Linked DNA regions of Homo sapiens: region 2 is linked to region 1. A link is an interaction called in ENCODE POLR2A ChIA-PET data of the cell type or tissue named here. Cell type or tissue: HCT116. All regions are shown on one strand. Links, peaks and the distances in the headings refer to the core of each region. The heading gives the core; the rest is flanking DNA.

Region 1 (16,714 bases), core at 7,855-12,854:
GCATAAGCATAGTTATGGGAGGTGGTGGTTAAAGCATAGGGCTTTGAAGTTTCAGGGACTTGAATTCAAATCCAATTAGCTCTACAACTTTAAGCAATTTACTTATCAGAGACTATTTATCTCTAAAATGGGAATGATTAAATCAAAATTTGCTAATATCTTATCATGTTTCAAATGAGTAAATATATTTAACAGCCTAGCTCAGAGTCACACAGAATGCAGGTACTCAATAAATAACACATTGTCTTTTCATCTTAATTTCTTGGGGATTCTAACTTTAGAAGGCTCATTCTCCTATTGCAGGTTTCCTGTCTTTAGAAGGCTCAGTCAATCACCATTATGAACATATTGTTTAAAGGGCCATTTTGATTACAGTTTTGTGAATAGTGTGTGGCCACATATGATGCCTCATTAATTCCCTAAAATTTATTGTAAATAAAATTGTTTGAGTGCACAGCTCTAGCACATGATTGGCCAGGCTGTATTTGTTACTCATGGAACAAAGTTAAAACAAAATGGAAAGATGGGTATGTCCTTAAATAACTGAAAGTTTCTGCTTTAATTGTCCAGAACTAGTCCAATTCACTTAATAATTATACTCCTCAGTTAGCCTTAACTATGTAGAACTGGTCATAGATTGCTCCCCAAATAGCTCAAAGGTATGTGAGGTGAGGAGCAGAGCTAGTACTTCTAACCTATATTAGAATATCTTGATATGTTTGTAATCTTGTCATTCTTATCTTATAGATATACACACAATTTACCAATCCCAAAATATGATAATGTCATTTTTAAAACACGGCGATAGCCCATTACAAGCTAAGTCCATTTTATAAAATTTAAATGTTTTTCATTAAATAGTACTCTTGTATTGAGACATTAAAATGTTAAAGCTGGAAGAGATCTTAGCAATTATCTGGTATATTCTATGTTATCTGGTAAATTCATATTTAATATGTTCTACAGATTAAAAAACTAAGGCACACACGGTAGCTTTTCCTAGAGCTAGTGGATATTGGGGATTCTCATGCAGAGGTCCTGGCTCCCAAATCGATGTATTTTCTACCGGTTTACACTGTACCCACATTACACACTGGTAATCTATATATAGGGTAGCTGTTTCATCTGAAACAAATGTTATAAAATATAATTGATTAAAATAGATTCTAAAATAGCATTATTTTTCTAAGTATTAATAATAATTTAAGTAGTGCTTTTGCATTCCCAACTAGAATAATTTTTACCAAGTACTCCTTCAAATAACACTGAGAGGTAGATCGTTAAGCATTAGTTCATTCAACAAATATTTACTGAGCATCTGGAGTTTGTAAGACACCATATTAAGTCACTGATTCCTATCCTATTTTATTAACCAAGTTACAGAAAGGGGAAAGGGAATGTTTACAGGAACAAGTCATCAAACACCTTTGCTCAGTTTCGCCATGTCCTAAACTATTCTGATAGCTTGCATCTGTATAGCATTTTACAGTCTCAAAGCACGTTTTCATGACATGAATTCTCATATCACATTATTTTAGCCTTTATGACTCCTGAACTTTCACCCTGCTTTTATTGTCCATGGTGTTGATGTCATTGATCTTGCCCTTAGGTTTTAAGTTCATAAAAACTGAGGCTATTTTAAACACCATCGAATCTTTCACAGTGTCTAACCCACTTTCTTAAGTACAGTAGGTACCTGATATTTAATGAGTGAATGAATGACATTTCATTTGATCCTTACAAGCATAGCAGGCATGATTATCTCCATGAAAGAAGACAATGCTGTACCATAGGGAGATTAATTCCTGATTCTAGCTGTTAGAAAGCCTGAGGGTTCCTTATTGGATCTCTTTCTCCTTTAACTCTTAAGCAAAATTCTGTGGCAGTCCTCACTTATAAAAGAATCATTTCTTCTACTACTACTACTATTACATAAGCCACTAAATAAGATATTGTGTTCATATTTGTTAAACTATCTGATTGTTTAAGTATGAGTTTATTTTTCTTACACAAGTGGCGGAATAATATTTGTCTGGTTTCTTACTGTAATGCCCAGTTTTATTGCTAGGAAGGTGATTGTGACAAGGATGATACTAGGTTCTCTGGCAGACAGTAAGAGATATAGAAGATACATTTTGCATATGCCATCAGTGCCACTTGAGTCCTGTTTTTCATTTACTGTAATCAACTTCCTCTTCCCTCTGATGAGTTTTAAAGGAATGAGAATATGGCACCTCCACCCCCTATAATTGGTTGCAGCTGAACTCTTAGCAAGTGAAACAACTCACATGGCTTAACAAGGATATGGGGATTGCAGTGAAAGACTTTCTTCAAAAACAAAACTTGTTAGGGAGACATCTAAACACCAGCTTAAACTTATGTAAGTTTCTTAAAAACAGAAGAGCTTATTCTTCTATGGATAAAGAAATAGATTTTCTTTGTGAATTTCTAATGATCATACTGAACATAAAAGAAACTCTTAAAGAAAACTTCAATCATGACCCTTCTTTTAGTTCTGAACTAATTTTATCCTGCCAAAACCAAGTAAAAGCAAATGTACACTTTCAGATTGGTACAACTAAAATCAGAAGTAGAAACATTTTAAAGTTATATATTTTTAATATAGAAAGGTTTTTGTTTGTTTTACTTTTATATTATTTAAGGAATGTTAACCCAGTTCTAAATTTCACACTCTTGTTCCTTAAGGAGGACTTTACTTCCTTTATGGGAGCAATCAGATGTGAGCAATACCTCACATTATCCTGTGCTTTGTAGTTTCAGAAGCATTTGCATATATGTTATCTCACTTGACCCTTTTGCCTGTGAAGTTGGCTGGAAGGTATCATTGCAGATGGGAAAAGTGAAACTGGGAACTTTGGTGGCTTGCCTTAGGTCAAACAATTGGTAAGTGGTCAAGTCAGGCCTTGAACTTAAGTCTCTAGACGTTAAACCCAGAACCTTAAATGGGTGAGCATAAAAAGGAATGAACTGCAAATAACAAATCTAACTATTTGGTGAATAAAATCAATTTACACGAAAAGAATTCAAAATTATCAGCTAAAATTACCGGTTCCATGGATGAGGTACTAGGTGTGAATACGTGTGTTAGAATACACAGTTTTAAAGGCCAAGAAGAAGCATATATAGCCCCAGATAAAATAAAAAAAAGTTTATACTTACTGATAAACTGAGCAGATATAAACTTCAATAATTGTTGGCTAGATTGACCTAATTGTTGGCCTATGTATGTGTTCAGTCATTTACATTGGCTTCATAAGTACCGGTGTCTAAATTCTACTAGTTTATTTTTTCAGTAATCAGTTCAGTTTGACCAATGTGTATTAATTGATGCTGTTACTGTATGCTTGTTTTTCAATATTAGGCTTTTTATACTTATGTATATGCAGAATCTTATATTCAACAATATGACACTGAACAAGATTAGATGTGAAATTACATGGTTAAAAGTGTGGGCTCAGGCTGTGTGAACTTGGCCAAGTAATCCGACCCTCAGAATGAAGATAGTAATAGTATACATCTAACTGGCTTGCAGTAATGATTAAATGAACCGATGATATGTAAACTACTTGGTTTCTGGCATATGGCAAATATGATATAAATATGACCTGTGGCCTTTGTATAGAATTTATTGTGTAGATATTTAATTATATTATTGTCTTGGAGTTGAGAACACTACACAATATTTAAATCATTTTTTGAAAAATTGCCTCAATGTTACAATTGCAATAAACTTTAATCAAATTAAAGTTATGCATAAAGTTTTATAAAAATTGATTTTTCCAAAATCATTATAACTTTAACAGATGGTGGTGTTAGATTTTGTGTACACTAGGTGGCATCTGGTGTGAAAAACTGTCTTTCCTTTTACGAATTTCTTGCTCTTTGGATTTAGTAAGTGTGATTTAAGATTTCAGTGCCTTGGATTCCCCTTTGCAAGGTGACAACTGTGGTGGAGTCACTTCTACCTGAGAATGTTAATTCACTACATCTACTCTTTATTAAGGTGAAGAGAAAGTTCTAGTAATATCAAATGTGATTGCCTGTAATATGAGAAATGAAAAAGAAACTTTTGCAAATTGAAATCTGAAGGAAAATAAAATTTTGGATTCTGTAAGATTGTCTCCTCTAAATAACATTGTACTATATATAATTCATTTAATTTTTAGTCCGACTGTCTGTGTGTGTGTGAGAGAGAGAGAGAAAGAGAAACAGAATTGAATGTGTGTAAAGAGAACATGAATTTTCTGGTACTACTTATTTAGCAAAGGGTTGAAAAGCCACTGTATTCAGAATAAGTATGATGAAATGAGGTTGGAAATTTAAAATAATGAAAAAGTTTTAAAACAACCATCATAATTAATTCAATAGAATATCAAAAACAGATGAATGGAAGAAATGCTCAGCTTCATAAGGAATAAGTGATGTTGACAGCATGATTTTGTTTTGTTTTGGATCCCATTATGCCACTTTGTGACTTTTCTTGGGGGGGCAGGGGCTATGTTTGGCTGTGTCAGAGGGATGAGAAAGAGTGGCTTCCTTCTTGAAATAAAATCATAGCTGCATAGAGCCAATTACTTCCAGAAAAGGAGAAATGAAGTCGTAGTAGAGGAGGAGGCTGAAGACTTAGGGGCTTTGATGAAGCTAAAGAGCAGGTACCATGGGTATTAGGAACTGGAAGAGGTGGGAGAAAAGATTACAGGCAGAGAGAGGAATTGTATGTGGAAACATTGTGGGTGGAGCAGTGCTGAATAATGTTGAAGTCAACATTATGGTGATGTGAGTGGGCAACTGGCATGAAATGGATAGAGAGATCTCTGAATGGAAAATGGGAAACTAAAAGACTTGAGTATCAGAGGGTAACTAACGTTAAGAGAAAACTTCCCAAGCATGTTGGCTGGGATTGGAGTGGAGCGAAACACAAAGGCAGATGCTAGCATCATTGAGAAAGGTGAAAATACTCACAGTAAAGCATACTTATGAGGGGGACCACATTTTCCACTAAAGTATACATTAATAAGGCAGCTGCTCTGTTGAAAGAAAGAGGAGAGAGCTGTGTGTGGAAAGCTCTCTACTGCTGCTACTTCTTCACTTTGGGTTATTCACTTAACTTCTCTACATTTGATTTCTTCACTATGTTCTAGGGCATGTTTAGAAATATTTGTCAATTTCCCACCCATGTGAAAATATATAGACAGGGGAAAGAGAAAATGGGAAGGCACTTTAGGAAGCTATCACAGTTTTCCAGATAGCAGATGGTGGTGGCTTGAGTTATGATGGTAGCAGTGAGTATTCTACACAGTTTTAAAAAATAGAACTTAACAGAGAAGAAATAGTCAAGGTGAATTTCCAGACTTCTGCTGCCTTTTACTAAAATAAGAATGACAGGAGAAGGAATAAATTGGGAAAAAATCAAAAGTTCACTTCTATACATGTTCTGTGAAAAACATCCAAACAGAAAGGTCAATGGGGAAGTAGAATATAATGATTCTTGTAGTCAAAAGTCTGGGCTCAATATGTAAATATAACATTAATTATTTTATAGATGATATTTAAAATAATAAGAATAGATTAAATCACTAGGGGAAAAGTACAGGGAGAGAGGAGAAGAGAACCTAGTACAAACCCTGTGGAATTACATCTGGAAATATCTCAGTGACCAGCAAAAGACACTAAGAATGAGTGGACCAGAGAATTAAAAGGAAAACTAGGAAAGCATGGGCTTATGAAAGTCAAGAAAGGAGAGCATTTTCAGTCAAACGCTGTACATAAGACCAGTAAGATGAATGCAAGGACAGGTGAGTGGGCGTGGTGAGCTTGGTGTGAGCAGTTCCACCAGGATACTATTATTACACAATTTCCAAGGACCAGAACCTTGACCTTGTACCTCCAGGTTCCCAACTAAAGGCTAGGGTACTGTACTTACTAGTGAATCTCCAGGACAGTCAAATACCTAGAAAAATTTAACTTTTGTTGGTTATACTAGAGTCACATATACTTTCCCTAATATCCCCTAGTTTGTTAATTCACGTTCAGCCTACAGCCACATGATTAGGTAGAGCATCAGCAAAGAGATCGGCTACTGGTACCTGTGCTTTCAGGTTCCTAAATGTCCTCAGAGGAGTTTCTGCTTAAAGAATTTCCTCTACTTTATTATAAAACTTAAAATATTTCAAGGAATAACTCAGATAGTTCCCCTTCCCACTTAAACCCTTTCTCTTCATTGCTCCATTTAATATACCAACCCAATATGGTGCATAACATGGGAAGAATGCAATGCTATAGTGATGCAATATGGTTAATAATCATTAACACGTCCACAGTACTTATGTGCCAGAGTGTTCAAAGAGCTTTGTAAACATTAACTCATTTGATCCTTACAAAAAATCTATGAAGTAGTTAGATTCTATTGTTAGTTCTATTTTACACTTGAGGACACCAAGGGCCAAAGAGATTAAATTTGCCCAAATCTAGCTCCACAGTCCAGATTCTTAACCATTAGGCAACCCATAAATACTCTTTATGTGAATTCAAAGCAACCTTATAAAAGAGAACCCAAGAAGTAGGGCTTTTAAATCACATTAAACTGGCAGTAACTGCCTCCTGAAGTGCCTATGAGGACAAAGTGTGAAAACGCATCAGATGATAAAGGCCTGAACCCTGGTTAGATCCACATCTAGGGCCTTTTCTGGGAATTCCATCAACTCATTGCCTAAACTCATTACAGGAAATTACTAAGCATTGAGATGACTCTAGTATTATGAGCTCTTAAGGTGGCCAGCCAAGGATAAAACCATACATTCAATTTTAACGGCAATCTTTACTTTGACTATGAAGTCCAACTGAGTGGGAATCCAGAACACTTTTGCTTGAGAAGCAGTTTTTTTCATTTCAATCTGTAATTTTGTTGTAAGAAAGCCATGTGGATTCTGCTGTATGCCAGTACACCACCTCCTGGGAGTGCAAAACATATTTTGATTATTAAAAATCTCAATACTCCCAGAGAACACAAACCAGTAATATTATAATAAATGTAAAAATAAATGAATAAATAGCACACATGTTTTAGTTTCAACCTCAAAAATTTTGCCTAACATGAATATTATTTCAGATTTTGTTAACCAGGTTACATTGGCTAGCTGTGTGAATATTAGGATAAAAGCAGAATAAAAGTTATTAGTAACATAAACTGCAGAAAGCTTTGTGGTTATTGCCATGTTAGGGAAAGATATTTTTGTTCCATGGGTTTTATTCAACAGGTATAAAAAATAGCTAAGAAAACCTAATTCTCTTCATTCATTCACTGAATAATCATTTATTGATGCTTTACTATGTTCTAGAGATTGAGTCATAATAATGAATAAAATAGCCTCCATTTGCCAAAACCTCATAATTTGGGAAAGAGACAAATAATGAGACCACGTTAGCATGGTGTGGTGAGTTAGGCATAAACAATGTTGCTGTGGGATTGTGTGGGAAGCTGCTGGCCTATTTGAAGTAGCTGGCAATAGGAAAAACTAAATCCTCCTTTTTACTCTTTATAAGTGTGACTTTTCTCCTGAGGAATGTTTGTTTTAGAGAAAACCCACAGGTAAGAGCACTTCACCATCTCTTCATCATTGCCAGGGCATCCACTGTCTAAAGCTTTAATTGGTATTGGGGCCTGCAGAAAAGCCATAAGTATATGAGAAACTGAGGGAAACAAGGTGGAAAGAAGGGATATGAGGCTGGGGTGTCTGTAAGAAAATTCAGGGCAGCTGTTATTCTTATTCAACTGATGTTTCATGTATAATGCTAAGCTCAGCAGGTTCTTCCTTAAATCAGGGGTTCTTAACCAGGGGTTCGTGAATGGGCTTTAAGGGTATAGGTGAACTCCTTATACTTGTACAAAAACTGTATGCAGATTTCTGGGCAGTGTCCATGGAATGCATAAGATTCTCAAAGAAGTTCATTTTTTAAAAAAGATTAAGAATAATTCAGGAACAAATTTAGATTATACAGAAGAGGATGAAGCTTTAGGGGCTCTCTTTAAAAAAAATAATACAAATTACAAATGTGAAATTGTTCATGAAAGTGACCATTATTTAGTATGACAACATAATATTCCTATTAATTAACTACCTGATACTTCTCTATAATCCTTTTTTCAAACATTTTTGGCTGCCTATCTTTAATCACTCTTCATGTGACAGCTGCAGTTTCATTATATCTAATGTCATTGAGGTTAATACTCCTAGTTTGTAGAAATCTTCAACGTATAGAGGGTGTTTTCATAATATAAGGGTCAAAATGTTGCTTGTGATTAACTTTATTTACTGTGTTAATAATGTCCATATTTGTGAGGCAGTTTGGAGAAAACAATTCTTTCAGCATCAGTAAAATTGAGAAGTTTATGATAAAATGATGCATTAATTCTATTTCTTTGGTACTGTTCTAGATGCTTTATATGTGTAATTCACTTCAATCTTACTGCAACTCTATGAGGTTGGTACTACTATAACAGTTTACAATGAGTAAACTCAGAACAGAGAAAAGCGAATAGCTTTGCCCAAAGCCACACAGCTAGGAAGCTGGTGAGTTGGGATTTACACCCAGCTACATTGACCCTAGAGACTGAGCACTTAACCACTGTGTTCCACTTTTTATAAATCTGAGTCCAAGACAGGGATGAAGATATTCCCAGTTTCTCAGGGACTGAGTTCCCACAATGTCCTGGACTTCACCATGAGCTGAGAGTGAGCAATGAAGTGATAGAAACTTCAGATACAAGGAGAAGCAGTGTGATAAAAGCAGGGACTTACACGCCACTTCACACTGGGACCACTAGGACGAACCACATCACAGAGTGTCCTTCAACATGTGGTGGTGGCAGCAGAGAGGAAAAGGCAATGTGGCGTGTTCAGTCAGAGAGCACCGTAAGTCACACCTTCTTGTTCCCTAAAGCGACACATGTCACTTCAACACGAGAAACTAGCACAGCAATCATAAACTTCAGCAGCAGATGTCTGTACTTCCAAAGAGCAGGAAAGATTCAGTACCTCAGCACTAAACGCAGCAGCAACAGATGCCAACACCCAAGGACACCCCACTGGACTCCAGTGATAAACAGGGCATCAGTCCAATGCCTGGAAGGAGGAGCAAACGCGAAATAAATAGCCCCTATATTAGCCAATTAAACTGTAGTGAGAAGAAGGTATATAGAGGTAGGAAGAAAAATAGCAAAGGAAAAAGAAGTTTTATTCACTCATTCATTTATCAACAAGCATTTATCTATTATGCTACAGAAATTGTGCTAGTCACTAGCACAAGAAACAAAGGCAAGCAAGCTTTTGTTTTCAAACACTTACCATAAAGATGAATAATTAAACTAGCACATGAAAACATTAGCAGAAAAGAAAGGGCAAAATCAAGTGCTGTGAAGGGCGTTATAGCTGTTTTTTATGTCTAATTTATTTTAAAAGGAAGGAAGAAAAATTTCGAAATAAGTAGGACAAAATGTTAATTTTTTAAAATTAAATTAAATTTTAATAATTGACATAATTGTACATATTTATGGAGTACATGGTGATATTTTGAGACATGTAATATATAGTGATCAGATCAGAGTAATTGGCATATCCATCATCTTAAACATGTATCACTTCTTTGTGCTGGGAACATTCAGTATCTTCCTTCTAGCTATTTGAAACTATAGAGTATATTGTTGTTAATTATGGTCATTCTACAGTGGTATAGAAACTAGAATTTATTTCTCCTTTCTAGCTGTAATTTTGTATCCTTTAACAAATCTTCCCCCATCCCTATCTTTCTCATACCCTTCCCAGCCTCTAGTATTCTCTGTTCTACTTTTTTCTTATATGAGATCAACTTTATTTTAGCTTCCACATAATATTTGTTAACATCATTAATTCTCAGTCATGACTACATGGATGTTTGTTATATTGTTCCCCATAATCTTCTGCATTCATTTTTTTCATAATGAAAATATATGCCAAATAAATAGCCACATATTACAGAAGATTTTATAAGGCAACATCTCTATCTACCATTGCCACAATTCTCCAATTATGTGTTTTGCTTTGGGGAAGAACCAAATCCTTTTTGGCTTGGAACATTTCAACTCTAAAAATATTTAACTACTGGTAATAGCACCTGCAAATCTAGCACTTGTATAAATACATTTCCAAGATTGGTAAAAAGAAACTACTTTAGAAATGGTTAATGTGTGCTGTATGGATATTCAACAAGACTTAGTTTTATGATTTGTAGAGTAAGTATAGAAAATATTACCCATTCAGACACCTAAGGAAGTAATTTCTTACCATAAGCATTCTTCTTTTTACAACATTTCATAAACTGAGCAATTGAGACATTCCTTATAGGGAAGTGGAAGAGGAAATGGGCAGCAAACTTTGGAACTCAAAAGGAGCTTTGGTCAGTATGAATCCCTGAAAGTCAGGTTCATTTTCCGTGCATGAAAGAGAACAAATTATTTCACTAATCCTTTGATCTCTTTATGGTTTCATTGTTCATTCTAGTGATTGTACTAGAAACAAGTTTCACTTCAGCTATAACAGTTAATGACAGACAACAGAAAGGGAAGTGGGCGTGGTGCTGTAGTTAATGATAATGACAAGAGCGTTGGTTGCTATTTATAGCATTTGTTAAACTTTCATCTTTTCAAATTGCTATTTTCATGCAGCAAACTTAAATCTCTCAGGCAACAAGGTAAGCAACTGGAAGTAATTTCTGGCATTAGTCAAATATGTAATGACCAAGAAAAACACATTCTTCACCTTGAAGTGCCACCAGTTACCAATGAGAATATGAAAATAAACATTCACAAAGTAATCTTGCAGTGATCAGTTTTGGAAGATGATGAAAAAAGGAATTATGCTACATGAGCCTATCTGTGAGACAAAACTGATGAAATGTGAATTTGAGACAATAGACTTAAAAAAAATCAAAGCAATTTTATTGAAATGACCTTGTCAGAAAACAATTTGCCCATACCCAATGAAAAATATAATTGGTGATAAGACTGATAATGGCTGAATCTGGGACCAGAAATACAGTTGTGATTTTGAAACCTTGGCTTCTAAGTTACTGTGAGACTTGGAGAATTGTTATTGCATTTAACTACCCCCAGGTTCCTATTCTTTAGACACATTCAGCTCTGTGATAAACTCAGCCCCACAAAAGTGGAAGGAAGAGGAGGTTTGTGAGTGGTAGGAGGATGGAGGGTGGACAGGGAGAGACTGGGAAGACTCACACTTCTGGAACGTGGACACTCACTTTGCCTACACTTACATCAGAAAGACTGGAGCTCAGGTTTCTTTTCTCTGTTAAGCCTTAAGTTTTTTCTTGAGTGGAACCTTTGTTTACAACCTGCCGGACTTCCTTTAGGCATTGTACACAGTATGTCCACAATGCATTTATATTAAATGCATCAGCATTGCTAGAACAGTCTGGACAGTATGATCCTAATACAGCTTGCCTACTGATTTGAATACGTTTTTAAACCAGTGGCAGGCAGACTGTAGAATGAGGCTGGTGAAAAACAGGGAACTGAACAAGAAAAATAGATTGCAGCAGCAGGGAGCTCAAGTAAGGACATGGGCAATCATTCTTTCTGGTAAGCAAGTTTGGTGATTTTGTTGAAATGATCTTAAGTGTGGTGGTGTTGAGTGCTGAGAATTCAGATATTTTAATAGCTGAGATTTATTTCATTTATAGGTTTCAGTTTAATGCCTAATTAAAATATATATTATGGTTTAATAAGACCAAGACTCTTCTGATGTTGAGAATACTGTGAGTAAAACATGATAAATGGCAGAGACTAACACTGAGCTTCTTTGCTCCTAGCAATGAAAGATGTTCACCATATAATACGCATGAGGTCACAATTCTAATACTCTCTATTTGCCCTTCCTTTTACATGAGATAGGATCATCCTGAAAGCTGCAATCCCTGATGTTTATCTTCCTTATGACTGCAATCATGTATTTTATGCAAGGTTTTATCCTGGACAACAGTGAATAAAAAATGTATCTACTTTTATCACATTAATTAAAGCTACAAATATATATTGCTCACATACTGTGTATAACCTTCTTTGGCAAAGGCTGAGGAGAATAAAAACATTTAAGGACTGACTTTACCTTTTTAGGAATTAAGAGTATCACTTGAAAAAAAAAAAAAACAACAACCAGCACTACAAGGTCAACAATCCTGGCAGATAAGGGATAGAAACACTGAGTGCTGTAAGAGGTCAAAGGAGGGTGAGCTCATCTGGCTGGATATTCAAGGAAGACTTCCTGGAAGGAGTGGGGTTTGAGCTAGGCCTTAAAAAATGAGCATATGGGAGGTAAAGAGAAGACAAGAAGGTTTTCCAGGCAAAGAGAATAGAGAGTGTTCTTGTATACATTCTTTGGAGAAACTTATTAAACTAAATCTAAACTGGATTTACAAGAAAAACCTCCTCCTTTTCCTACCTCTTAGCCCCTAAAAGGAAGAACAAGGAAAGTATTGATTCAGATGTCAAAAAGTTTAGGGGTATCTCTAGCTTCAGATATGGTTGGAGGCAAATGCCCAAATGCCACTGTGATTCTCTGTCTTCATTCTCAGAAGGCTGTCCTCTAGAGTGGGGCCTTGAAGGTCCAGATTCATGTCCTGCCAACTCAGCAACCCTACAGAATTCAGGCACTTACATCTTGGGATTGAGTCTCATTTGCCTGACTTGGGACAAGCCTGGCCCTGAGCCAGTCACTGCAGCCAAGATGACAAAATACTCTTATTGCATAACCTAAGTCATAACCCCCTGGAATTTGGTTAGGCTGGGGATGGGGGATTAGTGCTACCTTAATCTAATATGTGATGAGCTAGGTGGGGATAATTCTATTAGAAAGATCTGAGAGATACTCCTAGAAGGAGAAATGGATGCTAGGAGAAATCAAGACGGAATAAATACATATTCAGAAACGGGTGAGAGGTCAAAGTTTACACAGACCTAGATGTCTGTAAATACAAGCACACATAATAATTATTAAAATAATTTTGTATTTTCAGATATTTGGTTTACTTTCTGTCTGTTTTTAAAATTATTAAACAATCCAGGATTTGAAAACACTAAGTCTACAAACCAAATTTAATGCCCATTCTCTGCCCCCATCCCTGATCATTATCTTATACCACTCCTACTTAAAAAAAAATGTAAATTGAGAAATGGAGCAAAGCATGAGATGTTCTCTGTTGCTCAGGATAGAGTATTAAGAAATCTTTTCCGGGGAATTCCCCATGTTTCAGATAGAATAGAAGTTAAGTGGCTGATTCACGCATTCATTAACAATAGAGAGAATGTTCTGAAACACCAATCCATTCTAACCCCATCAGATCCTCCCTAATGCCTATTCTTACAAAATGCCTTGAAATTTCAAGGGTGTTTCCTGGCATTTGTTTTCATTAAATGCTAATGCACCCATGTCACTCTACTTTGTTTATGCACTATGGATGTTGGCATACTTTGTTTTAAAAAGCATTAAAGCAGCACTGAATACTCAACTCAGGTGACATCAATTTTTTCTTTTTGTTGTTGATTTCAAAGTCTACTGTTTTTAGAGTTTCATATTTCAAGCAAATTAATCTATGAAAATTATCAACAGATTGAAACTGTTGTTGAGAATGTGTTTTCATAATGCATATTTTTGATCTCTCAAAAACCTTCCAAGTCCCTAATTAATCGGGAGATGTGTGGATCAGCAGACTTCATTGCATCTTGACACCAATTATGCAGAGAATGCTTTCCCTAAGGTAGATTTTTTTATCCCTTTTGGAAACTAACTAGCTTGATCACTTATTTCTGACTCAGACCCTTCTTTATATTTACATTTACATTCCATACATCTAATCTTTGGCCTCAAAATCATTTTAATCTCCTAATTTTATTTCTCCAATACTCATTCTCCAGTAGGTCTTAATCCTTTTATGAATAGCAATTTCCTCTAAAACTTTATAAAACCTATCACCTCTTTCTCCCCTGCAAAAATGCATGAATACATCAAATACTGCTTACCGTTTATTGAAGGTTTTCATAATCACTAATCTCATAGTTACCTCAATATAAAGATATTGGCTTTTAATTTTGAAAAATATGTATTTCATTTTCCATTTTAAGTGCCTTCTTAAAAAAAATCTGTGATAATTTTTTTGTCTTCTCCTCTGGCTGACCTGATTCTTGTTGCCCCTCAGGACAATAGAATATACCTCAGAGAAAGAAAAGTACAATGAATCATTCCTTTCTTCCTGTGAGTCTTATTGTTAGGTAAAGGGATACTTTGGACTCTACTTTCTGTGAATTAGCAATGCCAGCAAAAACCAGTCATTTGTCCAGTGACACCTAAAGAATACTGGATTGGATATCTGAAGCCTAACCAAATCTCAGGGACACACCAAGAAGCTTGCCTTTCCTCTTATTCATCAAATATTTCTTGAGTGTCTTCTATGCTCAAGGCACTTTGTGTGCATTAGTTTCATTAGTAGTTTGGGCAGTGCCCCACAAATAGTAGGCACACACTATGTATTTGTTGAATGTGAATAACTAACATTTATTAATTATTATGTTCCAGGAGCTTTAATTGTCAAATCAACTTTGCAAGGTAGATGGCATTCCCTGCCTTGTACGAGTGAGGAAACTGAGGTCCATAGACTCAGGAACTTGCCCGTGGTTATGTGGTTGGCAAGTGCCAGGGCCATTATGAGCCTGGATCTGGTGCTTTAAATCACTCCATTTCAATTTCAATCCATCGTGGTAGGTAGGTAGGTAGATTGTTTAAGTCCTGTTTATGAGATGATGAAGTTAAGGTTCAGATGTAGTGAACAACTTACTGAAATGTACCTAGGACTGAGCCTGGATTATGCCTGTGTTTGATTGATTCCAAACTCTGAACTGTTGTGTGACATCACTGCTGCTTTCTGTGTTATACTGTGAATCTCATCTATGCAGTACTTCTTCCCCTAATTCTGGCACATCTCTATTCCCACAGCCATTTATCTGAAACTGCTACTTTGTCACCACGGAACAAAAATAGTGATGGCTGCAAACAAAGGCTCTTATTTTCAAGCCAAAGGCAGCCACACAGAGATTCAGCAACATCTCAGACCTCATTCACCATAATCTCTCATCAGCCAGTTTCTTACATATTTTAAACATAGTAGAGTTTTAGTTTTTTGACGCTTTCACAGCATAGCTTTGATAGAAATTAAAGCTGGGGAGGAGGAAAGCAAACTTTTTAAGCTTTTGAAGTTTATTTGATTGTATTAATTTTTCCTTGTAGGCTTTATATTTATGATTATTTTTGAAGGTCTCAAGCTTATCAGTGTGGTGATCCATTTTCCTCCAGATAGAGTGGTGGCTGCCTACAGTTAATACTTCTTAGGAAAGGCCTATGTGAGGATATCATTTATTCTGTACTATGTCATCAATCCCCTTCATCCACTTATGATTCCCACATTGCTAATTGTGAGAGTTGATGCCATTGTCAAAGGCAAGGTATGGAAACAACCAATACAAGTGTGGCTTCTGGCTGGCTTCGTGTTTCATGTGTATCACATGAAACCTGAATCTTAAAATGGATTCCTAATAATGATAACAAGCCAGGCATGTCCTGGTCTCCAGATTTAAAGAGGGATTTAAAGACATTATTAGATGACACTAAGCACCAGCTTCACCATTTGGGAGTTAAAAATCTAACCACACACTGATAGAGACAACTACAGAAGGACATAAAATAAATACAATCAAGTAATACACTGGTCAGATCCTTATTCGCCAAGAGAAACAAACATTTATTCAGTGAGACAATCTTTCCATTTCCTGTGAACATGGAAACATCATCGTGCTTAAGTGCCTAACACTAGGCAGCATACTTATTTCATATCTCTAGGCTTCAATATCTTCACTTGTTTAAAGATGGTATTCCAAAAACCATGTGTGTTTTCAGGTGTCAGTCAACATTTGAAGAATATCTTAGGACTAAATCCAAGTCCAAAGGGACATTTCCTTTTTTCCAATGGCAACTTTGTCCAAGGATGGGCAAAAATCTTAAATACAGGGTAACAAGAAATCAGGGCAGATAATTTAACTAATTTTACTGTTGATCTAAAGCTTTCTTCAACATGTCATGCAGCTATAGAATAATTAATAATGAGTGTAATCTATTTCTCTCTTGGTCACCTATTTAGTTTTCATTACGTCTATTCTTAGAAATGTGAGTACTAGGCTGGGTGCCTAGTACCCAGCCTAGTACTCACATGGATGCTTACGCCTGTAATCCCAGCACTTTGGGAGGCCGAGGAGGGCAGATCACGAGGTCAAGATATCGAGACCATCCTGGCCAACATGGTGAAAACCCATCTCTACTAAAAATACAAAAATTAGCTCAATGTGGTGGCATATGCCTGTAGTCCCAGCTACTCGTGAGGCTGGGGCAGGAGAATCACTTGAACCTGGGAGGCGGAGCTTGCAGTGAGCTGAGATCGCGCCAGCCACTGCACTCCAGCCTGGGCAACTAAGCGAGATTCTGTCTCAAAAAAAAAAAAAAGAAAAGAAAAAAAGAAAAAGAAAAAAGAAAAGAAAAGAAATGTGAGTACTAGAAGCAGATCGGTGAGGTAACCACTTTTCCAACATTAGATATGAAGT
Region 2 (16,714 bases), core at 6,137-11,136, 110 kb after region 1:
CCAAAGCAATTCCAAGCAAAAAGAACAAAGCCAGAGGCATCATATTACCTGATTTCAAACTATACTACAAGGCTATAGTAATCAAAACAGCATGGTACTAATACAAAAACAGACACGTAGACCAACGAAACATAATAGAGAACCCAGAAATACAACCAGATACCTACAGATCTCTGATCTTTGACAAAGTTGACAAAAATAATCATGGTAAAGAACTCCCTATTCAATAAATGGTGCTAGGCTAGCTGGCTAGCTATATGCAGAAGAATGAAACTGGACCCCTATTGTTCATTATATATAAAAATTAACACAAAATGGATTAAAGATCTAAATGTAAGATCTCAAACTATAAGAATCCTGGAAAAAAAACCTCTGGACATTGGCATTGGGAGAGAATATATGACTAAGTCCTAAAAACCAATTGCAACAAAAATAAAAATTCATATTGGGACCTAATTAAACTAAAGAGCTTCTGCACAGCAAAATAAACTATCAACAGCATAAACAGATAACCTATAGAATGAGAGAAAATATTTACAATCAATGAATCCAACACAGGTCTAATATATAGAATCTATAAGGAACTTAAATAAATAAGCAAAAAGCAATTAAAAATGAGCAAAAGACATAAAAAGGCAATTCTCAAAAGAAGACATAAAGCAGCCAATAAACATGAAATAATGTTCCACATCACTCATGATCAGAGAAATGCAAATCAAAACCACAATGAGACTCTGTATTACTTCGTTCTCACACTGCTATAAAGAAATACCTGAGACTAGATAATTTATAAAAAAAAAAGAGGCTTAATTGGCTCATTGTTCCATAAGCTGTACAAGAAGCATGATGGCTTCTGGGGAGCCTCAGGAAACTTTCAATCATGGCAGAAGGTGAAAGGGAAGCAGGCATGTCTTACATGGCCAGAGCAGGAGGAAGAAAGAGAAGAGGTATGTGCTACATACTTTTAACAATCAGATCTTCTGAAAACTCACTTACTATATCGTACCAAGGGGTGATGGTACTAAACCATTCATAAGAACTCCACCCCCATGATCCAATCACCTCCCATCAGGCCCCACCTCCAACACTGGGGATTACAATTCAATATGAGATTTTGGGTAGAGACACAGTTCCAAACCATATCAGATACCTTGTCACACCAATCACAGTGGCAATTATTAAAAAGTCAAAAAACAGCAGATGCTGGTGAAGCTGCAGAGAAAAGGGAACACTACTTATACACTGTTGGTGGAAATGTAAATTAGTTCAGCCACTGTGGAAAGCAATCTGGAGATTTCTCAAAAAACTTAAAACAGAGCTACCATTTGATCCAGCAATCCCACCAATGGGTATATACCCAAAAGAAAATAAATTGTTCTACCAAAAAGATATATGTACTCATACGTTCATCACAACACTATTCACAACAGCAAAAAGATGGAATCATCCCAGATGCCCATCAACAGTGGATTGGATAAAGAAAATGTGGTACATATATACTGTGGAATACTATGCAGCCAAAAAAGAATGAAATCTTGTCCTCTGAAATAACATGGATGCAGCTGGAGGCCATTATCCTAAACTAATTAATGCAGGAACAGAAAACAAAATATCACATTTTCACATATAAGTGGAGCTAAGCATTGGTACTCATGGACCTGAAGATGGGAACAATAGACTGGGGACTACAAGAGAGGAGAGAAAGGGGAGCAAGGGTTGAGAAACTATTGGGTACTATGCTCACCACCTGAGTGACAGGATCAATCATACCCCAAATCTTAGTATTACACAATATACTCAGGTAACATTATCTACACATGCACCCCTTGAATCTAAAATATAAGTTGAAATTAAATATATATATATATATATATATATATATTCATATACAAAATAGCAATAAAAGAAACTGGGAGAATTCTTTATCCATATGAAGGAAAATAATATTGAATTCCTACTTATATTAATCTCAAAAGTTAGTTTCAGAGGAATTAAAGACACGTGAAAGGCAAAATTTTAGATGTTTTATTACCTCAGACTGAGAAAACATTTCTTATACAAAGAAATATTAAAGATAACACTGATGATGTAACTATATGAAAATATCTGAAAAGCTGTTTATTAAAGACATCATTAGGAAAGTGAAAAGACAAGTAGTTATGGTAGAAAATTACTTTTGCACAAATTGTTAGAAAATATTCCCTATATATATAAAAAATGAGCTAGAATAGACTTTTCTTAAAGAAAGACTAAAAATGAAAGAATAAACATTGATCAGTAAAATGAGCAAGAAACAATTAACATACATTTAGAGAAGAGGAAAAGCAACTGGTCAAGCTTTTGGAAGCACATGGAAATATATTCAAACTCAAATGATCTTATTTTGAATTTTCCTTTTCATAAGTTTCCAAAGATATGAAGTATGATATTACCAAGTGTTAATTAAAATATGAAGCTACAAGAATGTTTACAAATCACTAGTGGGTATGTAACCCTCTGAAAATTAATTTGACATTATAAGTTACATTTTAATGTAATGCCTGCTTTATTACCCAGAAGCCATCTTGAAATCTTCAAAAAAATCAGCAAAAATGAAGTTAATTATTAAGAATCTGACTCAGAAGACTTATAACGTAAGTGTCTTTAATGGGGAATTCTATTACTTGTGTCTAATGTCATCCTAATAGGTATAGTGTGTCATTTAAATACAAAAGAAAAGGTGGGAGTTTTCACCATTGTGGCTACTATTTTATTAAATAGTTTTTCAAAGCCATATTTGGCTTTGAAAATTTTGTCAAAATAAGATTCTAAATGACATGTTATAAACACTGGAAGGGGAAAGAATGTTATTATTTTCAGGAATGATCATCTACAGAGAAAGTTTTTAAAAATAAAATCAGTACGTGACAGTTTTCTAAACAAACATAGAAAAAGAGATAGCTTTTCTATAGATCTTTAATAACTAGCAAGACAATCCAGTGAAATTTAGGAGTAAATGGAAGAATAAAAATTCCTCGAAAATGTGTAAACTATAGGAATGTAAAACAAGAACTGGATAGATGCACATGCCACGTTTTTGAGTGGAAAGAAGTTGTACTGCAGAGATGCCATCTTTTCCCAAACGCAAGGCAATTCAAATCAGAATCTCAGTATCTTAACCCAGTAAGCTTACTTTAAATTTCTTCTGGAAATTTAAAACAATGAATGATAATCACCAATAATTTTTTGAAAAATATAGTTACATTATATACAATAAGGGAAAAGCATGCCCTTTCATACTATGAAATATATGGTAAATCCACTGAATAATAACTATCTGGAATTGGCACAGTAATCCATCAACAGAACAGAAATAAAAGATCCAGAAACAAAACTTGTTTTCAATGGGAGCCATTTTCCCTGAGTCCTTAGATTTTCTAGACTGTAAGTGCGGGAATTGAGATTTAAACTAAGGTCATCAGAATCTATTGCTTAGCCTGAGTAATCAACTACCACACAACACAGGCCCCCATCTTAAAAAGTATGAGACTAGCTAGACATATTTTAGAAAAGAATATTGGTCTATCAGATATTAAAATACACTACATAGCTACAGTAAGTAAAATAATGTGATTCATGTGTCAGAACACTTGGAATAGAACCTGACACATTTTAAGAACTTAATAAATATTTGTTCAATGAACAAATCTACCAGACTCCCCATGCAGAATCCATTTCACCCCAAGGGACTACATAGTTTTTGTTAAACATTTTAGTGTGATCAGAATTCCACTGGGGTGCCTGTTAAAAATTCAGATCTCTTCCCCTCCCCATTGGGTCCCTAGAATACCCATTCTGATCCACTAAGAAATTTTAATTTTCAACAAGCCCCAGGTAATTTTTAATACAGGTATCAGAAGAAAGACTCCTAAAAAACATCACTCTAAAGGAAGAGAATGGTCTATCTAGAGAATGCAAATATCTGGCTGGCTGAGGAATTTCATTTCCTATTGTAAATACATATGTCGGCATTCTGGTTACAGAACAATCTTTTATGTGTTTGGTTAGTGTCAGTATCCTCAAGCAATGGATCAACTTTGGGAGTTCAACAAAATCAAATTTGCAGATCTAGAGCTAGATCTTGAGACTCTTTTGTGAGTAGCCAGCTTGACTTATTCAGATGACATCCTACCTTACTACATATGTTTCCAATCTTCAGTAGCAAGAAGGTGCTCTGTCAGGATTAGCTTCCTTTCCCCTTTTCACTTACAGGCTTAGTAACAAAATTCATTAAGCATGTTCTTCCATTGTCTAATTGGTTTAAATTTAATGTTATATTTATTCCTCTACCAGCAGCTTCTTTTCATCTGTAAATATCTAGTTTCAGAGAAACCAATAAACCATCTTTTTTCTACACTCTTTACTCTTTGAACTTTCCTCTTCTAGATTAAAAATGGTAAAGGTTGAGAAATGACTACATCATTCTTCTAACTGATTTACTTGCCAAAGATCCATGACTCTCACCCTGCAGGAAAAATAAAATAAAATTTAAAAACAAACAAAAAAACCCACCATGGTTATCTGAAAAACCTGATGTAACTCTTATTCAATATCATTTATGCTAACTAATTCTTCTCATCTTCCTTCTTCTCAAATGAAAAATTTACTTCACTGTATTCACAACTCTGGATTTTGGCCATCAAGGATTATGAAACTAACTTAGTAAATCTCAACCAACACTTTTTTTTTTCAAATGAAAGAACTAGATTAGGATAAAAATATATTGCATTACAAATAGATGGGGTAAATTTTTGTTTCAATTATATATGTGTAAAGGCATACTATGATAGGATAGGAAATGTATTTCTTATCGTGAGTTTCTGTTAGAAAATGTATGGAAATTTCTGATTTGGTAAAGTGAGATGAATTTTATTTCCCTTTAACTGAATTCCTATTACATTACAAGGCTTATCTCTACAGGTGGCTGACAACTTTATCTTAATGGTAACCTGATCATCTCTGTTTAAAATTCATGTCTCCTTTAAGTAGCACCCCAGTCAAATTCTAGGACCTCTTATTTCCCTGTAAGTTTCCCTTCCTTTCTCTTTTCTGAGGTGAGCTAATCTTAGGGGGCCTTGCATATGGTCCTGGCATTCTGAGAAGAATGCCTGTTAGGCCTGATTTTCTCTATCCTTTTTGGCAACTTCTGAGGGTTCATTCATCTTGACTAGTCCCTGTCTTGGTGGTCTGACACCTTCTCCTGAAATTTCTGACACCATCATGACCCATTTTCATTGTCTATATACTCTCCTACCCAGGATGATGGTAAACACACTGCTCACGCTTAAATACTTTAATACCCTCTTTCGAGGCGTGGGGGAATACTCTTTCTCATCTAACGAAGTGCAACTTTTGCAGATCAAAGGCATTCAGACTCTGTTTGTGCTACGTGCTTATAAAATTTATTTAGAAATGTATTCTAGGCTGAGTGCAGTGGCTCATGCCTATAATTCTAAAACTTTGGGAGGCTGAGGCAGGAGGATTGCTTGAGGCCAGAAGTTTGAGACCAGCCTAGCCAACACAGAGATAAAACCTTATCTCTACAAAAAAAAAAAATTAAAATTAGCCAGGTGTGATGGCCCGTGCCTGTAGTCCCAGCTTCTCAGGAGGCTGAGGGAGGATGGCTTGAGCCCAGGAGTTTGAGGCTGCAGTGAGCCATGATCATACCACTGCACTCCAGCCTGGGTGACAGAGTGAGACCCTGTCAAAAAAAAAAAAAAAAAAAAAAAAGGAAGGGAAGGGAAGGAAAAGGAAGGGAAGGGAAGGGAAGGGAAGGCATGGGAGGGAAAGGAAGGGAAGGGATGGGAGGGGAGGGAAGGGGAGGGGAGAGGAGGGGAGAGGAGAGGAGAGGAGGGGAGGGGAGAGGATGGAATGGGAGGGAGAGGGGGAGGGCCAGGGATGGGAGGGAGGAGGGGGAGGGAGGAGGGGGAGGGAGGAGGGGGAGGGAGGAGGGGGAGGGGAGGGGGAAGGGAAGAAGAAATGTATTCTAGGCCAGCACTGTCTAGTTTCTGTGACAATGAAAATGTGCTATGTATAACTGTATTGCCCTGTACAGTAGCCTCTGGTTACCTGTGGCTATTTAGCTCTTGATAGGTGGTATCAAGAGCTCTTCTAATGTGACTAAGAAACTGAATTTTAAATTTCATTTAACTTTAATTAATTGAAATTCAAATAGGCACATGTGGCTAGCAGTTACTACATTGGACAGCACAGTTCTGAGTTGCATCTGTGTCCTCCCTCTTGGCAGTGTATAAAAAAGCAAATGCTGCACCAAAATCATGGTTAAGTGCAATAGCACAAGAAAAGGCAAAGAGAAGCAACTTTAAAAACATCTCTTCATATAATCTTGCCACAGTAACATAGATTTTTTGAGGTACGATTTACATATAATAAAAATATACCCATTTTAAGGGTACAGTACAATAAATTTTGACAAACGCATTCAGTCATATAACCACCACCACTATTAAGGCACAAATGAATTCACTGTCTCCATATTATCTCCTCCTTACTCCTAGCCCTTGATAAACACTGATCTGGTTTCTGTAACTACTGTTTTGCCTTTTACAGAATTTCATACAAATACAATCACACATATGCCATCTTTTGCACTTGTGTTATTTCAACTAGCATAATGATTTGAGATTTGTTCATCTTGGTACATATGTGGGAGTTCGTTCCCTTTTATTATAAGATACATTTCATTGAATGGGTATAATACACATTTTTTTTCCTTTTTTTTATTATTATTATACTTTAAGTTTTAGGGTACATGTGCACAATGTGCAGGTTAGTTACATATGTATACATGTGCCATGCTGGTGTGCTGCACCCATTAACTCGTCATTTAGCATTAGGTATATCTCCTAATGCTATCCCTCCCCCTCCCCCCACCCCACAACAGTCCCCAGGGTGTGATGTTCCCCTTCCTGTGTCCATGTGTTCTCATTGTTCAATTCCCATCTATGAGTGAGAACATGCGGTGTTTGGTTTTTTGGCCTTGTGATAGTTTACTGAGAATGATGATTTCCAATTTCACCCATGTCCCTGCAAAGGACATGAACTCATCATTTTTTTATGGCTGCATAGCATTCCATGGTGTATACGTGCCACATTTTCTTAATCCAGTCTATCATTTTTGGACATTTGGGTTGGTTTCAAGTCTTTGTTATTGTGAATAGTGCCGCAATAAACATATGTGTGCATGTGTCTTTATAGCAGCATGATTTATAGTCCTTTGGGTATATACCCAGTAATGGGATGGCTGGGTCAAATGGTATTTCTAGTTTTAGATCCCTGAGGAATCGCCACACTGACTTCCACAATAATACACATTTTTTATTCATTCACAAGTTGATTTAGGTTGGATCTGGTTTAGGGCTATTATTTTTAAAAGCTACTATATGAATAGAGTACCCATTCTTTTCTGGACATATGCTTTTATTTCACTTTGGAAAATACTTAGGATTGGGAATGCTGTTATGGTAAATATATAATTATATAATAAACTGTCAAACTGTTTCTTAAAAGATTATATCATTTTGCATCCCCACACCAATACATGAGAGTTATAATTGCTCTACATCTTTACCATATCTCAGCATTGTAGATCTTTTGATTTTTATCCATTCTAGTGGGTTTGTAGTAGTACTCCATCACAGTATGAATTTACATGTCCCTGATGACTGTGATATTGGGGATCCTTCTATGGACTTCATGCATTTCTTATATCTTCTTTTGTAAAGCATGGGTTCAAATCATTTTAAAATCAGGTTATCCTCTTCTTACTCAATTGTGTTATTTATCAGACATAATTTTATAATATTGTCTCCTAATCTGTGATTTACCTTTTAGTTTCTTAACATTTTTCAATGCTGGGTGCATTTTTCCTTGTTATTGTTTCTTTGTTTTTGCTCTAAGAAATCTTTGCCTCCTCAAGACTACAGAGATTTTTTTATTATAATTTCTCTAGTTTTGTAGTTCAAGTGCTTAGCTTAATGTTCAATTTAGAGTTAATAAAAAGGCCTTTTAAAAAAAAATAAATAAAGCTATCCAAACCTCAGACCAATGTAGAATCTGTCTCACAGAGTCGTTGTAATGCTAGTAAGTCATAACTGTTAAATAATTATTAGCCATAGATATCGATGCTTATCTCTAGAACAAATCCTCTCAGAGCACGGAAGGAAATTCTGAGTTAGAAAGGCAATCTTAGCAGAAAACGTTTTAAACATTACCGAAAAAATGTAAACTTACATAGGAACTACAAATAAAGCCCATTCACCAATAGGACACATCTGAAAATTCTGAATGAAACCAGGCATTCTTAACTTCTTAAACGTCATTCCACAAATCTTCTTTCTAATCTTCCTCAAATCTAAACTGATTTGTTTTATCTTAGGACTGAATATTCATGACAGACCAAAGATGCTTTGTTTGATACCGTTTGATTTCTATAATTATATTCTGTAAATATGTCTAGAAATTGGCACAAAACTGAGAAGGAAATCACAGAAAAAGATCAGAATATTTTTTCCTACTGCTTTTCCTTAGAGAAGAATCTATATAATCTCTTACATCTTTAGACATCAGTAGGTTTCAGGTATGAAGAAGGTTAGCTACTTCTTAATAACTCAGGAGCAGAGTACAGCATAGAGTCCAGACAAACATCCACAAAGATAATTGTAGTACTTTTCCTAGGATTACCTGGTGGCTTATCAATTTGTGCACAAACCTAGAGCTACAAATGGAAGAGGGGCTAATTCCCATAGAAAATTAATGTTAACTGTTTATGTATTTTTTTTTCTTCTGACCTTTCCAGGTGAGAGTTGGGTTTTCCAGAGCCCAGTCACAAGAAATTTACCTATTGATCCTCTGACGAAACGCAATGGTAAGCTGTGCTAAGTAAACTGACCCAGCTCACCCTAACTTGTAACTGCACTGCAATGCTTGAAACGCAGCGAAAATCCTACAGCATGTTCCCTTGTTCTCTGAACTCACCTGCCCATTGCGTGCAAGAAAAAGCTGGATTCCTTCTCGGTCTAGTAAATGATTTTCTTGAATGATGCAACCGACTTATCTAGTGGGTTATCTCTGGACCTGTTCACAAGCTGACAAGTATTTGCAGGGATGTACAGTCATGCTTTCTGTTCCTCAAACTGTAATGTGTTTGTAAGTGAAAAATGATGAGTATGATGTGGATCCGAGCTGGTAAATCACCCCATTATGATGTGGTCTCCTCTTTTGATCTGACCTGAGGCCTGAAGCAGGAGAATTTATTTATCAGGGGCAAATGAATTCTGACTCAGATAAGTGTGACAGAATGTAAGGTCTTCATCGATGCATTGATTCAATTTTTCAATAAATATCCATTGATCTTTTACTAGGTACTTTTCTAGCCCCACCAGAGAAAAAGACAAAATCCCTTTCCCCATTGGGTGGGTTTCTGACAATTCGTATATACTAAGGATGACAATGAACTTTTAGTGCTTTTCTTCATGCTATGAGACATAACATGCAGGTCGATGACTTTATCTTAATTCCTTTCCACAAACTATACTTCCTTACCCTCTAGTCCTTGGCAAATAGGGTAAAATCTTAAACCAAGAGAGATTCTAGCACATAGCCCCTCAGTCCATGCATTCTCTTTGTGCAGGGGAATTTAGGAAGGAATTGGTCTTGACATGAGTAAAAAGACCAGATCCTGAGGCAGACTCCCCTCCAAAAGAGATTGAATTTACTGGATTGTGCTTATTGCTTTCAACTCAAGAAGCAATACTTCCCTTAAGTAGTCCTCTAAGTTTAAAGTGGAACTCAGCATATCTCCTTTTGGCTCAGATGTATCAACTTTTCTTCACCACTTTCACTCTGGCACTCACATCTGGCAGTATTCAAGCTGGTGGCTAATAGAATCAAAATGATAACGTAAAAATGGACCGTCGGTACACCTCACTTCGTGTTTGGCACTGTTTGTTCATCTGTGGAACCACTTCATATTAACAAAGATGAAACTTTAAGCTAAGTCTAGAAATTCAGTATAAACCTCAGAGATCCTTGAGTCATAGTCTAGATAAATCTGTGTGCCTGAATTACAGGTGCATGAAATAAAGCATGAGAGACCAGGATTTATCAAATGCTCACAATGAAAAAGCAATTCCTGTGGAAAAGCAATTCATATATACACACACATGTACACACACACATAAATTAGGCAGATCTAGATGAAGAAAAGAAAATAACTGCTCCCTTCCAGGACCATGCCCTAAACCTGAGGCTACCATGAACTCACCCATGTGCAGCTCCAGCTCTTGGAGGAGGCCTCACCTTCCTCATCACATTGCTGGATATTAAACAAATACTTTGGGATGAAGGAGACAAACAAGAGTATCAACACTACTACTTAATGGTCCATATGTATCTAGAAGACCTGGTTGGAAGGAAGATGGTGAAAGAGGGAAAAGCACAAACATACTTGTGCCATAGTGATGCACACTTTGCCTGCCTCCCTTCAGGACACCAAGATGCACATCAAACAAAATCTTCAAAACTGAAATTCAATCTCAAATAATATTCAATCTTGTATCAGAGTTACCCCTGAAATACTCAACCTTTCTAAGTTGATCCATTGGGATAAAGCAGGGAGTAGAAAGTCGAATCATAGCCCCAAAGATAAAATTCCCCTAAAAGCCAGTCATAAGAGGCAGTTCAAATGTAAGATATGAGACTAGATTATCCATACTGGTTCATTATCCCCAAACAATGACACACCTGGTTTTTGAAATCTGCATAGTACCTTTGTTTTTACAGACAATGTTTGAGATCTAGACTAATGTCTGTGGGTCTGTTCCCATGCCAATCTTTTCAACACAAATCATTTTGGAAAAACAAGTAATGTTGAATGAAAACTGCTTTTGACCCATGGGAATACTTACGAGCTACTGAAATATTTTAGCCGGTGAAATCTCATGAAGTTTTCTGAAACTATAGTGATTGTTCTCAAGTTTGTGAAGGTATATTTTGGTTAACAATGCTCATTTCTCTGTGTTAGCTGGCAACAAGCTTGTTAGGAAATGCATCCTCACTTTCATCTATGTCCAAAACTGACATTATGCTTTGGCGTGGCCTCTGAACTAATTGCTGTATACACAGGGTGATTTTTATGCTCAGCAGTAGTGTGATGAGGGGAACTATTCACTCATTGACCAAACACTTGTTGAGCTCCTAACAAATGCATGACTGGGATACACAGTAGCAAGGAAGATGGACAGGCCCACTGGTTTCATTGAGTTTTCAGACCACCAACAGGAGAAATAAAATAAACAATAAATAAACAACAAACACAAATGTCTGATTGCAGTAAGTGCTGTGCAGAGAATAGAACAACTGGATGACTAAGTCACCGGGTGACTACTTTTGACTAGGTGGTCAGGAAAGGCCTTTCTGAGGAAATGACATTTGAGCAAATACTTGAATGACAAGAAGCACTCAGACATGCAAAGACTCCAGGTAAAGTGAGCAACAATTATGCTTTAAGTGGAAAGAGTTTTGTGTAATCAATTTTTTAAAAAATCAATAAAATGACCATCAACAATAAAAAGTTATGGCTGCTCCTGGAGCAGAGTATTCATGGAGATATGAGAGATCAGAGTAGGCAAGGGCCCCATGTGGAGGCCTGCTAGGCCTTCTGCCCATCACAGGAGTTTGGATTGTAGTCTAAGTGCAGTGTGAAGCCGTTGGAGCAATTTAAATAAGCAAGTGATATGCTGGGATTTACTATATAACACATATAGAAAACATACAATTTGGAAAAAAGAGGAACAACTCCTGCCACCAAATCCAAACTCCCCATAATAAAACAAACTAGTCTTTCTATTAATTAACATTTTCTTTAAATTATCTCCAGCATAAAGCATCCTCCCAGTATACATATATGCACAACCTAAACACATGATGTGTCCACAAATGGCCATTCATTACATTCACCAAAGGGCAAATGCAAATGCAGGATGATTCTTCCCAAATCCTGGCATTTGCTTCCCATGAAGGGAGTTCAAACTGCATACTCATGAATCTCTCTTAATATCTTTACTCATTTCATATTTAGAGAGATGACTGACTTATCCAGTAAATTTGGAAAAATTACTGGGTATGCCTGGCTCAGCTCCCAGGTATTCCTGATGAGAGTGAATCTAGCCATGGAGAGTAGAAATTCTGCTTTGTGCCTCCTTGGGAAAAGCATTCCCTAGACAGTCCCATCCTGTGGCCCACCTTGCTGTGACTGGAGTGGTTCTTCCTAAATCTGAGTTCAACATTAGCAAGTCCACTTGGGTTAACAAATCTAAAGCCCAGTACTCTAACCTAATCTCTCTTAGGAAGACAATGATAATTTAGCCTTCATGTCTATTACTTTTCAACTTATTCAGAAACAAGATGGGAAATATGAAGTATCACTTTCACTGAGGATTGGGACCTACTGAGAACACAGCACCTCTTAGGTTCTATCAAAGATATGAAGGAAGAAGTAAATACACTGTCTTTACTGAGAAAATTCACAATGTTTTCTAATAAAATATTAAGGCTTGCTGACAAGAAAGCAGATTCTCAGACAGAATAGAAAACAAAAAAGCAAAGAAACATTAAAACAAAAAAGCAGAGAAACAAACTGACCAGTTTGGAGTCTCCCAAGACTCTACCACATGCTCTATAAAGAACTGGACAATCACACAAGGTAGAAACAGAGGAAAGGACCAATGGAAAGAATGCCCACTTTTGCACTCTATATAGACTGAAAGACAACATTCTTCTTTTCTGGTCATTGACTCTCATTGTCTTCCAAATATTGATCTGTAAGCTTTGACTCTGAACATTGTTTCCATCTCAGTTATTCTCAATTCTGTGTTTACCAGACTCCTTCTGCCACACCAAACAATGGGAGTGTGCTGCTACTCTTGGTTCCTTTTCTCAAACTTTCGCAATGCCCATTGAATGTAATACATTGCTGAAGCTCTGTTGCATGACATTTGAAAGATGGCCATGTAGCATTCAAAGCCTGTTTCCATTCTCAACCCAAAGAATAGAATCCCTCCTTTGTAACTTCCTACCTAACTCTCATGTGGAAAAGGTGAGAGATACACAGATGAATTTAAATTCATGTCTAAAAAACGAAACTTAGACATAATGGAGACATATATGGTAGAGAGAGATGATTTTGTCAGCCTTACAATGAAATGGAACACAGATCTCTTCATCTTCACTATGGGAAATAAAGTCCAGAGTCACTCGCTGGTATGATATCTGAATGAGTTAAAGAGCAACGTACGCTTGATTTGCCCCCATATATTTCGAACATTTGTTACTTTTTTCAAGTGAAATTTAAAAACACCTTATCAAATTTTAGACTCAATTTTAGGTCAAATATAAGACAAATAGGTGCAATAATGTATTATTTAGGAGCTCTTTGTAACAGTTTTTATTTTTTTTTTTGTTTTTGTTTTTTACTTCTTGGGTATTTCAAGTTTCACAATGGAGTGCTTCTCAGCCCAAATGTGTAAGGCAATTATAACATCTAATAGTACATACCTGGTTGTACTTGATCCTCATTTTGTGAGACTTCTATAGAACCCTCACCCAAGGAATTTGGCTACCCTATTGGACCCATTTCAAGAAAAATGAAATAGCAGTGATCCTAAGTTGCTGACAATATTTTTTCCTACTCTAAAACTTATAAAGAAAGTCTTAGAAAGGATTGTCTGGCCAGGCATGGTGGCTCACACCTGTAATCCCAGCACTTTGGGATGCTGAGGTGGGCAGATCACCGAGGTGGGGAGTTCAAGACCAGCCTGACCAACATGGAGAAACCCCGTCTCTACTAAAAATACAAAAAAAAATTAGCCTGGCTTGGTGGCACATGCCTGTAATCCCAGCTACTTGGGAGGCTGAGGCAGGAGAATCACTTGAACCTGGGAGGTGGAGGTTGTGGTGAGCCAAGACTGCCACTGCACTCCAGCCTGGGAGACAGAGTGAGATTCCATCTCAAAAAGAAAGAAAGAAAGGATTGTAGGCCGGGTGTGGTGGTTTACGCCTGTAATCCCAGCGCTTTGGGAGGCCAAGGTGGGCTGATCACTTGAGGTCAGGATTCAAGACCAGCCTGGCCAACATGGAGAAACCCCATCTCTACTAAAAGTACAAAAAATTAGCCGGGCATGGTAGCCTGTGCCTGTAATCCCAGCTACTGGGGAGGCTGAGGCAGGAGAATCACTTGAAATGGGAGGCAGAGGTTGTAGTGAGTCGAGATCATGCCACTGCACTCCAACCTGAGCAACAGAGTGAGACTCTGTCTCAGAAAAAAATTACAAAGAAAGGATGTTTTTCCTGATAGTACCCATACCCAACAGGTTAAGACAAGAGTAGTGTAGGTGTTTGAATTAAAAAATTGAGGTGAATTTCCTGCATGTCACAGGTTGTAAGTGAGCTTGCACAAACCACTGTATAAACCATTACCCCCACAACTGAAGTTAATTCCCTAATTGTCTCCTCCTCCAAGTTCTGGGGAGTGAATCAGCCATTTGGCATTCTTCCCTACTTCTGACTGACTCAGAAGTACTTCCGTCACAACTGCCACACATTTTTGAAAAAGAAGGAGTGGAGTTGTTATATGAGTCATAAGAGAATGAGAAACAGGAGTGAGGTGAAAGGTGAGGTCAATATCCCAAATGCATTTCAAAAGAGGTAGTCAAAGGATAAAAAAGATGTTTTACACTAGAAACTTTTGAAGATATTAGTAACTAAACAGACTTTTGATGACTACTCTTTACTTTTGAAAGGTCATCTTTCTTAACCTTCAAAAAACACACAGATACCCACATACAAAGAGAGACAGAAAAATAAAGAGAGAGAGATCTGATTCTCTTCTCAAACACCTTATTGAAAATACACTTTTCCTATGATTTTCTTCATCCTTATTCTATCATATGGCTAAATTTAACGTTCCAAATCATTGGTTATAGATAAACTAAATGAAATCAGGCTTTTCAACTCCATGGTTGGCCATTGAACAATGTATGGTCTTAGAATAATTAAACTCCAAGAGCACAGTTTGGTTATTGATAAGAAAAAGATTTTTTTTTTTAAAGTTTAACCGGAACCTAATTTTCAGCAGAGCACAGGCAAATTGATTTCTTTTTTATTTACAGGTAATTTAGGATTTTCAAAATAATGTGATAAAAGATGGGCCCCAGGGTAAAACCCAGTAGATCGGATAACAGTATAAAAATCACTGACCATACTCAGCAAAAAACATTAGTTCAGCACTGGCCAAAGCCACAGGTGAGAGATTTAGCCAGTAAGTCTCCACAATATTTTGGAAGATATTTATGAGCCTCTTGGGACCCATGTCAAATAAAACCTTGTTTACAAATCTGTAATAATGTTAGTTAACTTTTTAACTCCCAAGAAAAGTTTCAAAAAGTGCTGCCTTACCTTTATTATATTTGAAGTAGATATATCCAATTTTCTACGATTCAAGGCCTGATTGGATACTAAATTTATGGAGGAATAGACAGACTATTCCCAGGGGATTTTTTTCTCTACTGTTTGTAGCATGGGATCTTATGAAGAGCAATTGAGCACTGTGGTCAGTAGCACCAGCTCTTATAGCAGCTTGCTTGGAATGGAATCCTACTTGGAATGGAATCCTACTTTGCCTTCTCCTTACTCCATTCCATTAGACGGTTTTCCACTTCTCTGTGCCTTACTTTCCCTATCCTTAAAATAAAGATAGAGACAATACTTATTTGATAGTGTTGTTATGGAGATTAAATATAAAGTACTCAGAACAGTGTCAGACATATTAAAAACTCTTTGAAAATGTACACTACAAAAACCATGGGTTTTTGACCTTTTCCAGGTTATGCAGATGCAGAGCTGAGACTTGAACCCACACCTCTGAAACCCCTGACCTACAGGCTCAGACGTGCTCACTACCATTACCCCAGAGCTAGGTGCTGTGTGAATAATTGTCATGCTGAGTAATTAATGAAAATTAATTTAGTACCTCTGCCAAATTGGAAAGTTTTACTTGAAACTTGAAATGAGCTTTCTCTTTACTTTTTTTTTTTTTTAATATAAGGGTTTATGGAGTAAGTGAAATCTTATGAGATACTTAAACTTGTAAAATAGAAAAAGCTGCAAATGAGTAAATGCCTGGAGTACTGACTTTAATACCATGACTAATAGATGATTGTTCTTTCAGGACCCATTTTGCCTACAGGCTTCTAAGCCTTTAAAGGGCTGCTCTGGAGGCCATGGTTCTACTGGTAACATAATCATATTTTCTGTCTCAGTAAATTGACAGAGCTACAAAGCAACAGAACAATGTCATTAACTACTGTTACAGCCTCTGGGTCTCAGCAAATATTTGCTGACTTGTGACAATTGGAGACCTCATTCATTTACTCAGAGTCATCACCATCTTTTCAGGTTGCCACAGTCTCTTTCCTCAAAGTCATCTTTGACCCAAAAAGTGGAAGTTGGCTATGACACAAATTGCTAGCAAAACAAGATGGAATTTTCAACTGTTACAGGATAAGACAAGTAAGAGATAGATGTGATGAAATGCAAGTCCTGGAAGCGAAGGAATGGTGTAAAATGTCACTTACTGCAAGATTCCTTCTTTGTTTGA

What was found. ChIA-PET counts read pairs that join two places held together with the same protein. Peaks named below come from ENCODE experiments on the same cell type or tissue, not always from the same donor. Only the 100,000 strongest peaks of a DNase experiment are listed, where the experiment ranks them.
Region 2: POLR2A ChIA-PET joins it to region 1 with 26 read pairs; 5 of 35 experiments call an interaction of 5 or more read pairs at or near these places.

The regions. Positions count from the first base shown.
Region 1 is chr4:74,532,891-74,549,604 of GRCh38, forward strand. LOC107986229 (a long non-coding RNA gene) reads right to left here. Exons shown (of 3, transcript XR_001741513.2): 3 at 16,710-16,714. Among named protein-coding and RNA genes, the nearest start is that of AREG, 96 kb to the left of the region's middle. In HCT116, for the core only: a CTCF peak has its summit at 8,975; DNase peaks (open chromatin) are centred at 10,598 and 11,312; H3K4me3 peaks cover 2,267 bases; H3K27ac peaks cover 5,000 bases.
Region 2 is chr4:74,645,336-74,662,049 of GRCh38, forward strand. No RefSeq gene overlaps it. Among named protein-coding and RNA genes, the nearest start is that of BTC, 140 kb to the right of the region's middle. RefSeq lists enhancers at 8,644-9,843, 14,039-15,240, 14,123-14,622 and a silencer at 12,836-13,130. In HCT116, for the core only: no CTCF peak of the experiment used is centred there; a DNase peak (open chromatin) is centred at 9,076; H3K4me3 peaks cover 726 bases; H3K27ac peaks cover 4,712 bases.